Regions from separate parts of the Homo sapiens genome. Here regions 2, 3 and 4 are each linked to region 1. The links are chromatin contacts, found by Hi-C or POLR2A ChIA-PET in ENCODE. All regions are on one chromosome and are shown on one strand. Each heading gives the region's core, a stretch centred on a gene start or an enhancer-like site at or near the end of the contact. The rest is flanking DNA. Distances are from core to core; before and after follow the strand shown.

Evidence for each region. A loop is a pair of places that touch in the nucleus more often than their neighbours do. ChIA-PET counts read pairs that join two places held with the same protein, here RNA polymerase II (POLR2A). Pooled maps may share reads with other maps.
Region 2: a pooled map shows a loop between it and region 1 (4-fold over the local background). The contact joins the promoter of TMEM219 here to the promoter of ZNF764 in region 1. A Hi-C loop is called at or near these places in 1 of 37 single-sample maps with no recorded cell type and 6 of 50 pooled maps.
Region 3: a pooled map shows a loop between it and region 1 (5-fold over the local background). The contact joins the promoter of KIF22 here to the promoter of ZNF764 in region 1. A Hi-C loop is called at or near these places in 1 of 50 pooled maps. POLR2A ChIA-PET finds 5 or more read pairs at or near these places in 2 of 52 experiments (WTC11 and activated CD4-positive, alpha-beta T cell).
Region 4: a loop to region 1 is called in a pooled map, with 4 times the contacts of the local background. The contact joins the promoter of SPN here to the promoter of ZNF764 in region 1. A Hi-C loop is called at or near these places in 2 of 50 pooled maps. POLR2A ChIA-PET finds 5 or more read pairs at or near these places in 2 of 52 experiments (T-cell and activated T-cell).

Annotation. Positions count from the first base shown.
Region 1 is chr16:30,556,318-30,559,720 of GRCh38, forward strand. It overlaps ZNF764 (zinc finger protein 764), which reads right to left and starts at 2,057. Exons shown (of 3, transcript NM_001172679.2): 1 at 1,670-2,057; 2 at 1,416-1,529. The coding sequence starts at 1,865. RefSeq lists enhancers at 945-1,506, 2,047-2,186.
Region 2 is chr16:29,960,536-29,963,985 of GRCh38, forward strand. TMEM219 (transmembrane protein 219) reads left to right here and starts at 1,544. Exons shown (of 6, transcript NM_001083613.2): 1 at 1,544-1,597; 2 at 2,572-2,773; 3 at 2,865-3,054. The coding sequence starts at 2,609. RefSeq lists an enhancer at 917-1,026 and a silencer at 1,377-1,826.
Region 3 is chr16:29,789,185-29,792,523 of GRCh38, forward strand. KIF22 (kinesin family member 22) reads left to right here and starts at 1,567. Exons shown (of 14, transcript NM_007317.3): 1 at 1,567-1,645. The coding sequence starts at 1,576. RefSeq lists an enhancer at 978-1,377.
Region 4 is chr16:29,661,570-29,664,870 of GRCh38, forward strand. SPN (sialophorin) reads left to right here and starts at 1,678. Exons shown (of 2, transcript NM_003123.6): 1 at 1,678-1,747; 2 at 2,126-3,301. The coding sequence starts at 2,160. RefSeq lists enhancers at 393-442, 1,083-1,162 and silencers at 1,343-1,402, 2,663-2,782.

The DNA of each region.
Region 1 (3,403 bases), core at 807-3,306:
GGGAAGGGCAGAGATGACATGAACATCTGGGCCTGATCCAGAAGGAGGAACGGACACCTGAGGATGTTCCAGGCAGCAGGAACAGCACCAAGAAAGGCAGAACCAGGAGGGCATGGCCAAGTTCAGTGGGGCTGGATACTCTGCAAAGGCTGAGGGCAAGAAATGAAAGAAAAAAAGGGGGGCGGACGGGGAGAAAGGAACCAGCCTGCAGGTGAACGGCAGGGGTGGGTCCTGAGGTGGAGGTAGAGTCAACAGAGTTTAAGAGACTGGGCGTGGGGGCTCAAGGCGGTAATCCCAGCGCTTTGGGAGGTAGAGAAGGAGGATCAGCCTAGGATTTCAGGACCAGCCTGGGCAACACACCGAGAGCCAAGACCCCCTCTATAAAATATATATATTACATAACAATTTAAAACAATTAGGCCAGACGCAGTGGGTCACTTTGGAAGGCCGAAGCAGGCGAATCGCTTAGCTCCAGGAGTTAAAGACCAGCCTGGGCGACATAGTGAAACCCTGTCTCTACTAAAAATACAAAAAATTGGCTGGGCGCGGTGGCTCACGCCTGTAATCCCAGCACTTTGGGAGGCCGAGGCGGGCAGATCACAAAGTCAGAAGTTCGAGACCAGCCTGGCTAACATGGTGAAACCCCATCTCTACTAAAAACACAAAAACAAAATTAGCCGGGCGTGGTGGCGGGCGCCTGTAGTCCCAGCTACTGGGGAGGCTGAGGCGGGAGAATGGCGTCAACCAGGGAGGCGGAGCTTGCACTGAGCCGAGATGGCGCCACTGCACTCCAGCCTGCGCGACAGAGGAAGACTCTGTCTCAAAAAAAAAAAAAAAAATTAAGCAGGCTTGGTGGCGGGCGCCTGTAATCCCAGCTACTTGGGAGGTTGATACAGGAGAATTACTTGAACCTGGGAGTGGGAGGTTGCAGTGAACTGAGATGGCACCACTGCACTCCAGCCTGGGCAACGGAGTAAAACTCTGTCTAAAAAAAAAAATTACCCAGGCTTCGTGGCGAGCACCTGTACAGTCTTAGCTACTCTGGAGGCCCAGGTGGAAGGACTGCTTAAGCCCGGGAGTTCCAGGCTACAGTGAGCTATGATGCCGCCACTGCACTCAGCCTAGACAACAAAGCGAGACCCTGTCTCTAAAACAAAAACACCAAAAAAAGCCCCCAGAGTGTAGTGACCACGCAGAGGTGAGGACTCAGAGGCGGGTATGGCAGGGCCAGAGCCCCCATCACAGCTCCTTTCTAGGCTGCATCTGGGAGCCACGCAGGGGCTCAGCCTCGTCGTCGCAGTTGAGAAGGCAGTTCAGAGAGGAAACTGCTAAGCAGGTAGCTGGAGGTGGCAGAGGGTACCGGGATGGGACAGGAACAGAGAAGTCCCCATGGGACTGAGCACCCGATACTCCACCTGGGTCCGTTTGTGTCTGACATTTCGCCACCTCCGGATCCTGGGCAGCCGGACCCCACAGTTCGGCCTCCTCCTCCACCCAGGAGATGAGAGCTGGCTTGTTGCCTCCGATTCCTAGGGAAGAAGAACGCAAACCCCACGCTGCGGGGAGGCCACCTGCCCGGCCCCGGGGCCCCCAACTTCACGCGCAGCTCCCAGAGGCGCGGCAGGGCCTGTGGGGGCGCAGGGCTCAGGCGAGCAGGTGGGGCTCTCACCGAGAGCGCTCAGGTGGCCGTAGGTCTCCCGCATCACGTCCCGGTACAGGGCCCTCTGCGCTGGCCGCAAGCAGCCCCACTCCTCCCGGCAGAAGTACACGGCCACGTCCGCGAAGCTCACAGCCCCCGGCTCCCTCCACTCGGGTCCGGCCCCGTTTGGGTCCCGGGGAGGGAGCGGGGCCAGAGGCGGCGCCATGGTAACTGTCAACCCCGACGACGGATCGGCTGCCTCCCCTGGCCTGGCCTGGGCCTGCGGAACCTCCTGCGCCCGAGAAAGCCTCCCCGGCCCGGGCCCAAGGGAAGGAGGGAGGTTACTAGGGCCCCCGAGGGCGCACTAGAGGGCGTGGAAACTAACGGTGCCGATGGCAGCGGGTGTATAATCAGAAATGGAATATGCCCTCATAAAAAATGGCGGCGGCGCGGGTACTCGACCTTTGCCCCTACGCAGTCGTGCCCAAGACAACGCCCCCGGTATCTCCAGTCCGCGTTCTCTCCGTACCCTCATCCAAAATGGCCGCGGTGACTAATACAGAGGCCGGCCTTGAAAACTAGCCGCGCATGTTTAGTCCCCGGCCCGGCGAGGCGGTGCAGCAGAGAGCTCCGCCCCGGCCCGGCGAGGCGGTGCAGCAGAGAGCTCCGCCCCGGTTTGCACGAACAAAAGAGCGCCTCGCGGGAGTGAGCTGGCCTCCCGGCCTTACTGAACTCAGGCATTAGTTTTCGTTTGTGGACCGTTTTATAATCGGGCTCCAGCTCATCACTCTCTCGTTTTGTCCTTGTTATCTCAGAAACAGGGCAACAGCAGTCTCTTCCCAATGTTGAGTGTAAAAAAACCAATGGAGTGGGCGTGGCGCAGTGGCTCACGCTTGTAATCAGCAGTTTGGGAGGCCGAGGCCAGCGGAACAACTGAGGTCAGAAGTTCGAGACCAGCCTCACCAACATGGTGAAACCCCGTCTCCACTAAAAACACACAAAAAAACAGCCAGGTGTGGTGGCGTGCACCTGTAATCCCAGCTACTGGGGAGGCTGAGGCAGGAGTATCGCTTGAACGCGCGAGGCGGAGTTTGCAGTGAGCCGAGATTGCCTCACCGCACTCCAGCCTGGGCGACAGAGCGAAACTCTGTCTCAAAAATAAAAAAGAAAGAAAGAAAGAAAAAGGAGTGGATACAGGAGAACCTCCTCCATCGTAGGCTTGTTGGGGCCTGAAATTCTGGAAGTTTCTAGATGGCGGAGGCAGTGGGGAGAGTAGGGTAAGGTTGAGAAAGTCAGAGGGTCCTCTCTTCTAGGAGCTTCTCCCATGTGCTGCTCAGGACGCCTCCCAATTGCCAGTCTCCCTGTAGCTGCAGCCGGGCTCTCACCTCCCCTCACATCCTGCCCCTGGACAGATGGCCCAAGGCTCCTCTACTCAAATCCAACTCATCCCTTTCTTGCCCCAATCTGCTTCCCCTAGGGTCTTTATCTAGTAAATGTCACCAACTCTCCCCCAGACCTCTCTCTCACTTTCTGATGGTCTATTCTGTGCTCCACGTGACTTCATACATGTCCTGTTGTAGCAGGACAAGCCACAGACAAAACCCCTCAGACACCGAGTTGAAGGAAGGGTTTTATTCGGCTGGGAGCATCGGCAAGACTCACATCTCAAAAACCGACTCCCCGAGTGAGCAATCCCTGTCCCTTTTAAGGGCTCACAACTCTAAGGGGGTCCCCGTGAGAGGGTCGTGATCCATTGAACAAGCA
Region 2 (3,450 bases), core at 294-2,793, 600 kb before region 1:
CTAGTCAGGGCACAGTGGCTCACGCCTGTAATCCCAGCACTTTGGGAGGCCGAGGCGAGAGGACTGCTTGAGGTCAGGAGTTCGAGACATGCCTGGGCAACATGGCAAATGGCAAAACCCCGTCTCTACACACAATGCAAAAGTTAGCTGGGCATGGTGGGTGGCGTGTGACTACCGGCTGTCTCAACTACCCAGGAGGCTAAGGCGGGAGGATCTCTTGAGCCCAAGACGTCCAGACTGCAGCGAGCTTTGATTGTGCCACTGAACTCCAGCCTGGGCGATGACAGAGCAAGGCTCTGTCAAAAAAAAAAAAAAAAAAAAAAAAAAATCGGCCGGGTGTGGTGGTTCACGCTTGTAATCCCAGCACTTTGGGGGGCCGATGCGGGCAGACCACGAAGTCAAGAGATCAAGACCATCCCGGCCAACATGGTGAAACCTCGTCTCTACTAAAAATACAAAAATTAGCTGGGCGTGGTGGCGTGCGCCTGTAGTCCCAGCTACTCGGAAGGCTGAGGCAGAAGAATAGCTTGAATCCGGGAGGCGGAGGTTGCAGTGAGTCGAGATCGCGCCACTACACTCCAGCCTGGCGACAGACTGAGACCCCGTCTCAAAAAAAAAAAAAATCATTTGTATATGCGAAGGTTTTGTGCCACAAACTTTTGTGGCTGTTGATACAAACGACATGGCCTCTGCCTTAAGGAAGCCACAGTCGAATTAAATAGATTCCGTTTCAAGTAGCATCTGTCCTGTGTGCTTAGTGGGCACTGGGCCCATGTTTTCCCACATTTTACCCTTTAAGCTTCTGATCCAACCGGTGAGATAGATAGGATGATCCTCTTTAGTAGAGGGGTAAGCTTAGTCCCCTGAGAGCGCGGCTATGGCTTATGCGAGGGTACGGACAGTCAGGATTTGAACCCAAAGTTCCTGGCTCCATGTGTCATGCTACCTCCAGTCAGATGTTCTCACCTCCAAAACTTGGGCAGAAGTGAACTGAGATGCTCTCTACTGAGCAACTCTTCAGCTCCAGCATCCTATACATTAAGGAGTCACTAAAAGTCAGGGTCCACGAGAAAGGTGCAGATCGGGGTGCACAGAAGAGCGGAGTCCAAAACACCACTCCCAGCCCCAGTGGACAGAGTCCTCAAGTGGCAGCCCTGCAACTCTGAGCGGATGCCGAGTCCTCACCGGGAACCCGGGCGCGGCTGGTCTGTGCTATTGGCGCGGGTAGGGGACGCACAGCCCAAAAATGCCCGCGACAAGCTTCTGGGGCAGTTCTCGCCAGTCTCTCTGGAGGGAGCCTACGGGTTCTGCGACGTTTCTCGCACTTGCTCCCTGGCCTCGCTCCCGTTTCCACCCCTCCCACGGAGGTTTTCCTTTCTGGTGGCTCCTTCCTTGGGTGTCCCTTTGGTACGCCCCCACCCTGGCGGTGAGCTGCGAGGCTGGCGCCCGCGTGGCCACTGCGCATGCGGACCCGGCCGCGGGGCGGGGCCGCGCGAGGAGGAGGGTCGGGGACGGAAGCGCAGAGCACGGACCCCGCCCCCTCGCGGCCCCGCTCGTGACGTCGCGGGGGGCGCCGGCCTCCGCCCGGCCCCGAGGGGTAAGAGCGAGCGGCTGGCGGATCCGACGCGCGAGACCGGGAGGGGACGAGGGCGTTGCAATCGTTCGGGGCGGGGGCTTTCCGGGGAGGGGGTGCTCAGGTGCACCAGCGGCGGCGGACCCTCAGACTCTGCCCTCCCCTCCCTTTAACCCCCTTCCAGCCGGACGGGAGGCGGGGCAGGGCTGAGCATTTGTGACACCTACATTTCCGTGGCTCCCTTCTTTTCCCCCGACCCCTGTTTATCTCTTCGCCTTCCAGAAGTTCTTTTCCATCAGGCCGTCGCACCTTGCGTGGGAAGGAGCACCCCACTTGGAAGCAGGAGGCGGGGTTCAGATCTTGGCCCTACCCCTCCTGTGTTAAAGTCCGCGAGCCTCAGTTTCCCTCACAGTATTTTTTGCCTCGCCTTACCCGGTTTTGAGGATCTGTACGAGAAAGAGAAAGGAAGTGGACATTTGTTGAATTCCTGCATGGCCAAATACCACGCAGACTGCTTCATCCGCCACGTTTAATCCTTATTACTTGGTGTTCTCAGAACTCCCATTTCATGGATTCTTAAGCTCACAGAGTCAGTGAATAACAGAAAGGGATTCAGATCTAGCCGTTTAGCTGCACAGTGGAGTTCTTCTCCAGAGTCTTCCCTTGTCTGGGCTCTGGCTGGAACTATTCCTCAGCCAAATCCTCGCCCCAGAACAGTGCTTCCTGTTTCTCCAGCTGAGAAGTCTCCCTTTCAGTTTCCTTCTTCCAGCACGGAGTACACTGCTCTGCCTCCACTTAGATTACTTCAGAAATGAAATGCAGCAAATATTTATCCAGCAGTGCAGGGAGTTGAACTTTTGGAGTCGGGAACCTTGGATTCTTGTTCTGGCTCTGCCACTTACTGTGTGGCCTTGGGAAGTCCTTTGTCTTCTCTGAGCTTTCTTTTCTCTTTGCGTAAAAGCGGTGCTCTTGTCCCATTCTCCCTCCCTGTCTTCCAGCAGGCTCTCCCCGGAGGCTCAGCCCCCTCTGCTCCCCATGGGCAACTGCCAGGCAGGGCACAACCTGCACCTGTGTCTGGCCCACCACCCACCTCTGGTCTGTGCCACTTTGATCCTGCTGCTCCTTGGCCTCTCTGGCCTGGGCCTTGGCAGCTTCCTCCTCACCCACAGGACTGGCCTGCGCAGCCCTGACATCCCCCAGGTAAGTTCCCCACCCCCGTACCCGCTCTTCCTTCCAACCTAGACAGGCTTTTGCTGCTAATCTCATCTCACCCGTCTTCTTTTGCTCACAGGACTGGGTCTCTTTTTTGAGATCTTTTGGCCAGCTGACCCTGTGTCCCAGGAATGGGACAGTCACAGGGAAGTGGCGAGGGTCTCACGTCGTGGGCTTGCTGACCACCTTGAACTTCGGAGACGGTCCAGACAGGAACAAGACCCGGACATTCCAGGCCACAGTCCTGGGAAGTCAGATGGGATTGAAAGGTGAGATCAGAGGCTGGGTGTGGTGGCTCACGCCTGTAATCCCAACACTTTGGGAGGCTAAGGTAGGTGGATCATTTGAGGTCAGGAGTTCAAGACCAGCCTGGCCAACATGATGAAACACCATCTCTACTAAAAATACAAAAATTAGCCAGGCATGGTGGCAGGCGCCTCTAATCCCAACTACTCGGGAGGCTGAGGAAGGAGAATCGCTTGAACCCAGGAGATGGAGGTTGCAGTGAACCGAGATCGCACCATTGCACTCCAGCCTGGGTGACAGAGCAAGACTCTGTCTCAAAAAAAAAAAAAAAAAAAATCAGGTGCGGTGGCTCATGCCTGTAATCCCAGCACTTTGGGAGTCCGAGAAGGGCAGATCACGAGGTTAGGAGTTCGAGACCA
Region 3 (3,339 bases), core at 317-2,816, 770 kb before region 1:
TGTCCTTTTTATGTCTATGGGTTTTTTACTGTAATTTTTAAATTCATTAATGTCAACTTTAATTTAGTTTCACTTCACACACAGTATATACGGCCAGGCCTGGTGGTTCACACCTGTAATCCCAGCACTTTGGGAGGCCAAGGCGGGTGGATCACTTGAGGTCAGGAGTTTGAGACCAGCCTGGCCAACATGGTGAAACCCTGTCTCCATAAAAATACAAAAATTAGCTGAGCGTGGTGGTGCACACCTGTAATCCCAGCTACTCGGGAGGCTGAGGCAGGAGAATCACTTGAACCCAAGAGGCAGAGGTTGGAGTGAACCGAGATTGAGCCACTGCACTCTAGCCTGGGAGATGGAAGTGAAACCCCGTCTCAAAAACAAAAAAACAAAAACCCTCATATACACAAAACATCTTTGGAGGCCTCATTTTTAAAAACTGTAGTGGGATCCCAAGGCAAAACGTTTCAGAAACACTGATCTAAGATTTGTGTTTTTTGTTTTGAGACGGAGTCTCACTCTGGCGCCGTGGCTGGAGTGCGGTGGCACCATCTCGGCTCATTGCAACCTACACCTCCCGGGTTCAAGCGATTCTCCTGCCTCAGCCTCCCGAGTAGCTAGGACTACAGGCGTGCCACCATCCCCGGCTAATTTTTGTGTTTTTAGTAGAGACGGGGTTTCGCCATGTTGGCCAGGCTGGTCTCGAGCTCCTCACCTCAGGTGAGCCTCCCGCCTCAGCCTCCCAAAGTGCTGGGATTACAGGACTGAGCCACCGCGCCCGGCCCGTGTTTTGTTTTGTTGTTCAACAGGGTGGAACATAATGTCTAAACCTGGGCCCTACCTACCTGGTGCTCAAAAGTGGAATGACCGTCCCTAGCCAACCCTTCAGAAAGGACAGAGAGCTACTCAACGGACTGCTGTACTCTTAAGGACTGGGAACCGGAACCGTGGGTGAGTGGGACTGAATCACAGACTAAGCGTTTTCCACGCTTCGCCGACGTGCTGAGTGCCAAGTTATAAAGACAGGAACATCCAAGCTGCTCTCCTGGGCTGACACGGACGCGAGGGGACCTACAGTGGCCTTGGGCCCAGCAGGCAGCGACTGCAACGTGACTGCCCAGAGTCCAGCCCCTGGGGCCCAGATCTACAGAACCGACCAGACGTGATAGCCCTTTGGCTGGGGCTGCAGTCCCACGATCCACACAACGACCCTGGCTCCGCAGACGCGCCAACCACCCACGGAGGCAAGAAACTGCAGAAAGTAAAGGGAAAGGGAGCCCAGTGCCGGGCGGCGCTGAGCAGCTCCCCCAGCGGCCACCGTCGCCAACATCCCTGCGTAGGGGTTTGTATCGCAGCGCGCTTCCAGACATCAACGGCTGCGCGGCCCACGCGCGCGCATGCGTCCTGACCAGGGGAACCTTTTCTTGGGGACCCGGAGGCGAGCGCTGGAAGGCGGGATAGTGGCGACCCACACGCAGCAGCTTCCGGCGGCGCGTAGTCTTGATTGGTGGAACCTGGGAGAGGGGGCGGGGCACCGGGGAATTCGAATGGGAGAGGCGGGCCCAAGGAGGGAGTGGAATGGCCGCGGGCGGCTCGACGCAGCAGAGGCGACGCGAGATGGCGGCAGCTTCAGCGGCGGCGATCTCAGGTACTTGAGCCCGGCCTGGGCAAGGCGGGTACCGACGTCTGGAGTTTAGTGGGAGTTATGTGTCGGAGTGTGGTCCAGGCTCTGCGGGTTGTCGCGGAGAGGCGGCCATGGCGCAGGGGCGGGGAGAGGGGGACGGTGAGAGTGTGGGGTCGCGAGCCGGTCGCCCCGCCTGGCTCCTGCCTTCTCCCTGTTTCCTGCTCTCCCCTTGGGTCAGTAGACTCGGGTCTCCGGTCCAGGCTCTTGGCTTGAACCCCGCGCACTTTTTCTTTGTGAGCTTCGGTTTCTTCGTCTGTGAAACGGGGGTCATGGCCTCATCCCTGGAGATCACCTGAATAAGCAAGAGAAGAGTGGCGGACGCTCTAGCCACGAGGACGAGAAGAAGGGAGCCGGAGGCGTGTATTGGGAAGGGTTCTGTGTGGGACATGGTGTTTGGGTGCAGAGACATCCCTGAGAGATGCAAGAGGACGGGCTGAGGAACAGACCCGGCTGCTGCTGGGTTTGAGTTGGCAGCGTAAGATGCTCTGCGATTACAGGAAAACGAAATAAAAGACTAAAATTTCCTTTCACTCTAGCATGGAAGTGAATGCTATTTTAGGGTTGGAAAGGCTGTTAGGACACCCAAAATCTTGTATGTGAGTATTTGTTTACATGTGCCTCTCTAACCCGGAGACTTAATCCTCGTTAGTGATGATGGTGAGCGCCATAGTAATTCACTGGAGCCCTCGTTAGCCTCGTGGGGAAACAGACATTTAGGAGAATGCCTAACACATGTAGAGCTCTTGCTATGTGCCAGGCACAGTTGTAGGCATTTTATGGTGGTGAACCATTTATTGTCCACACAATGCTATCAGGTTGTTACTATTACTGTCTTTGTTTTACACAGGAAACTGAGGTTAGTTTGTTCAGAGTTAACACAACTAGTAAATATTGGGGCTTGAATTCGCTCTCAAGGAGTCTGAGTGTAGAACCTCTGCTCTTAACCATTATGCCCAAGTACATGTTATCCCTGCTGGCTGAGCACAGTCTCCCCTTACCCTTCGAAGATGCACTGTGTCCGGTGCATGGTAGATATGAAAATGCCTGAATGAATAATGTCCCTTCCTCGAGGAATTTACAGTCTGTTTCAATAGAGTGTCACATACGTAGATGTAATACGAAACACAATGAGAGATGTGTATAAACTGAGGGTGTGGAATCTGAAGTAAGCCCTTGAGTATTCTGGGAGGACTTCATTAAGGGAGTGAATGATACTTGAGATGGGTTTCAAAGGTTGGATAGGAGTTTGCCAGGCCTTGACTAAGAAGACAAGAACAGCAAGTGTTTTCTTATTTATGATGTAAGATGCTCTCTTAGCTCAATTTCCTCATCAATAAAAGGGAGAAGAGTGAATGAAATTTAGGAATTGTGAAAGAAGGGAAAATTAATAATTGCTAGCCTGGTCCAAGCTCAAGGTTGCTTTTATCATGAAAGGGCTAGACTCTTGTGCAGTAAATAATTGTTTACATGTGGCCCTCCCCTCTTCCCTCCTACCCTGGACTGTGAGCCCTGGGGCAGGAATGGCCGTGAGCCATTTTCATGATGGAAATGAACAAGCCAGTGATTAGTAGTTTATTCACTAAATCTTAATTTTTTTCAGCAAATACTTCTTGAGGGCCTACTCTGCGCCAGGTGTTGGGGTTAGAAAGGTGAGCAGG
Region 4 (3,301 bases), core at 428-2,927, 900 kb before region 1:
AGTCCTGGGATTACAGGCGTGAACCACCACGCTCAGCCTCTGAATACTTTGTACTCAAGCCATTTTTCAGTGCTGTGTTTGCAGTGAGCACACCCGAGGGATGAAGACACGTCTCCCTGTGGGAACCTGGGCTTACCAGGGCCCCTAGAGGAGGGGAATCTCTCAAGCTCAGAGCTCTATGGCTGCGGTGCAGGCCCACTGTGTGCATGGTGTCAGTCTGGGCCCTTCCATGTTGCCCCCGTGGGACTTGGGGTAAGGGGAACTGATGCAAACATCACGCTGCTGTTGCTTGGTGTGAGCAATTAATTCCTGTGGCTCTCACCCAGGAGTCTCATGTCTTTGGGTCAGACAAACTCATCAGCTTGTAGAAATGGCACAGTCCCACGGGCCTGTTAGAATCTTCTATTGTGCACATGTTGCTCTTAAAATATACAAATCAGTTTTGATTTTAAAAAATTATTTATTTTTTTAGTGATAGGAGTTTTGCTACGTTGCCCAGGCTGGTTTCAAACTCTTGGGCTCAGGAGGTCCTCCCACTTTGGCCTGGACTGCCAGCATAATGTATCACCACACCCGGGACTGATTTTCGTTTTTCAAGAACAAAAACCAAAAACATACACAAACCGAGAGTCAAAGCTTGCTAATTAGAGGAAAGTCAGGAAATGGGAACCATTCAAAGAAGAAAATACCCCCACCTCCTACTCTCACCTATCCAAAGACAATTAGGTGAATCCCTTAGTAGATATCTTTCCAGACGGTTTTCCATATAGATTCCCATATCTGGCCAGGCGCGGTGGCTCACACCTGTAATCCTAGCGCTTGGGGAGGCTGAGGCGGATGGACCACCTGAGGTCAGGAGTTCGAGACCAGCCTGACCAACATGGAGAAACCTCGTCTCTACGAAAAATACAAAATTAGCCGGGCACAGTGGTGCAAGCCTGTAATCCCAGCTACTCAGGAGGCCGAGGCAGGAGAATTGCTTGAACCTAGGAGGCAGACATTGTGCTGAGCCGAGCCAAGATCATGCCATTGCACTAAACTCCGCCTTAAAAAAAAAAAAAAAGATTCCCACATCTTTACTAGTTTGCAGAAATAAGATCCTAGCATATGCAGTGTGTAGGAACCACCTTGGTTTAGCCACGTCTCTGTGACTGGGGGCCACTGTGGTGACCCCCAGCTCCCCGGACAGAGTCAAGAGCTCACCAGCCTGCAAAGGTTTTCACGGCCCCCAGCCAGACTCGGGGGCTTCCTCTTGCCCTGCTACTTCCTGGGAGCTCTGAGGGCAGGAAATGGCGCCACTCAGCTCCTGGCCTAACAGCTTGGGGACCACAAATGCAAAGGAAACCACCCTCCCCTCCCACCTCCTCCTCTGCACCCTTGAGTTCTCAGGCTCACATTCCCACCACCCACCTCTGAGCCCAGCCCTCCCTAGCATCACCACTTCCATCCCATTCCTCAGCCAAGAGCCAGGAATCCTGATTCCAGATCCCACGCTTCCCTGCCTCCCTCAGGTGAGCCCCAGACCCCCAGGCACCCCGCTGGCCCCTGAAGGAGCAGGTGATGGTGCTGTCTTCGCCCAGCAGCTGTGGGAGCAGGCGGGTGGGGCAGGATGGAGGGGTGGGTGGGGTGGGTGGAGCCAGGGCCCACTTCCTTTCCCCTTGGGGCCCTGTCCTTCCCAGTCTTGCCCCAGCCTCGGGAGGTGGTGGAGTGACCTGGCCCCAGTGCTGCGTCCTTATCAGCCGAGCCGGTAAGAGGGTGAGACTTGGTGGGGTAGGGGCCTCAGTGGGCCTGGGAATGTGCCTGTGGCTTGAAAAGACTCTGACAGGTTATGATGGGAAGAGATTGGGAGCCATTGGGCTGCACAGGGTCAGGGAAGGCCAGGAGGGGCTGGTCACTGCTGGAATCTAAGCTGCTGAGGCTGGAGGGAGCCTCAGGATGGGGCTGATGGGGGAGCTGCCAGCATCTGTTCCTCTGTCATTTCTGATAACAGTAAAAGCCAGCATGGAAAAAACCGTTAAACCGCAGGTTGGGCCTGGCCGTTGGCAGGGAAGTGGGCAGAGGGGAGGCCCGGCCAGGTCCTCCGGCAACTCCCGCGTGTTCTGCTTCTCCGGCTGCCCACCTGCAGGTCCCAGCTCTTGCTCCTGCCTGTTTGCCTGGAAATGGCCACGCTTCTCCTTCTCCTTGGGGTGCTGGTGGTAAGCCCAGACGCTCTGGGGAGCACAACAGCAGTGCAGACACCCACCTCCGGAGAGCCTTTGGTCTCTACTAGCGAGCCCCTGAGCTCAAAGATGTACACCACTTCAATAACAAGTGACCCTAAGGCCGACAGCACTGGGGACCAGACCTCAGCCCTACCTCCCTCAACTTCCATCAATGAGGGATCCCCTCTTTGGACTTCCATTGGTGCCAGCACTGGTTCCCCTTTACCTGAGCCAACAACCTACCAGGAAGTTTCCATCAAGATGTCATCAGTGCCCCAGGAAACCCCTCATGCAACCAGTCATCCTGCTGTTCCCATAACAGCAAACTCTCTAGGATCCCACACCGTGACAGGTGGAACCATAACAACGAACTCTCCAGAAACCTCCAGTAGGACCAGTGGAGCCCCTGTTACCACGGCAGCTAGCTCTCTGGAGACCTCCAGAGGCACCTCTGGACCCCCTCTTACCATGGCAACTGTCTCTCTGGAGACTTCCAAAGGCACCTCTGGACCCCCTGTTACCATGGCAACTGACTCTCTGGAGACCTCCACTGGGACCACTGGACCCCCTGTTACCATGACAACTGGCTCTCTGGAGCCCTCCAGCGGGGCCAGTGGACCCCAGGTCTCTAGCGTAAAACTATCTACAATGATGTCTCCAACGACCTCCACCAACGCAAGCACTGTGCCCTTCCGGAACCCAGATGAGAACTCACGAGGCATGCTGCCAGTGGCTGTGCTTGTGGCCCTGCTGGCGGTCATAGTCCTCGTGGCTCTGCTCCTGCTGTGGCGCCGGCGGCAGAAGCGGCGGACTGGGGCCCTCGTGCTGAGCAGAGGCGGCAAGCGTAACGGGGTGGTGGACGCCTGGGCTGGGCCAGCCCAGGTCCCTGAGGAGGGGGCCGTGACAGTGACCGTGGGAGGGTCCGGGGGCGACAAGGGCTCTGGGTTCCCCGATGGGGAGGGGTCTAGCCGTCGGCCCACGCTCACCACTTTCTTTGGCAGACGGAAGTCTCGCCAGGGCTCCCTGGCGATGGAGGAGCTGAAGTCTGGGTCAGGCCCCAGCCTCAAAGGGGAGGAGGAGCCACTGGTGGCCAGTGAGGA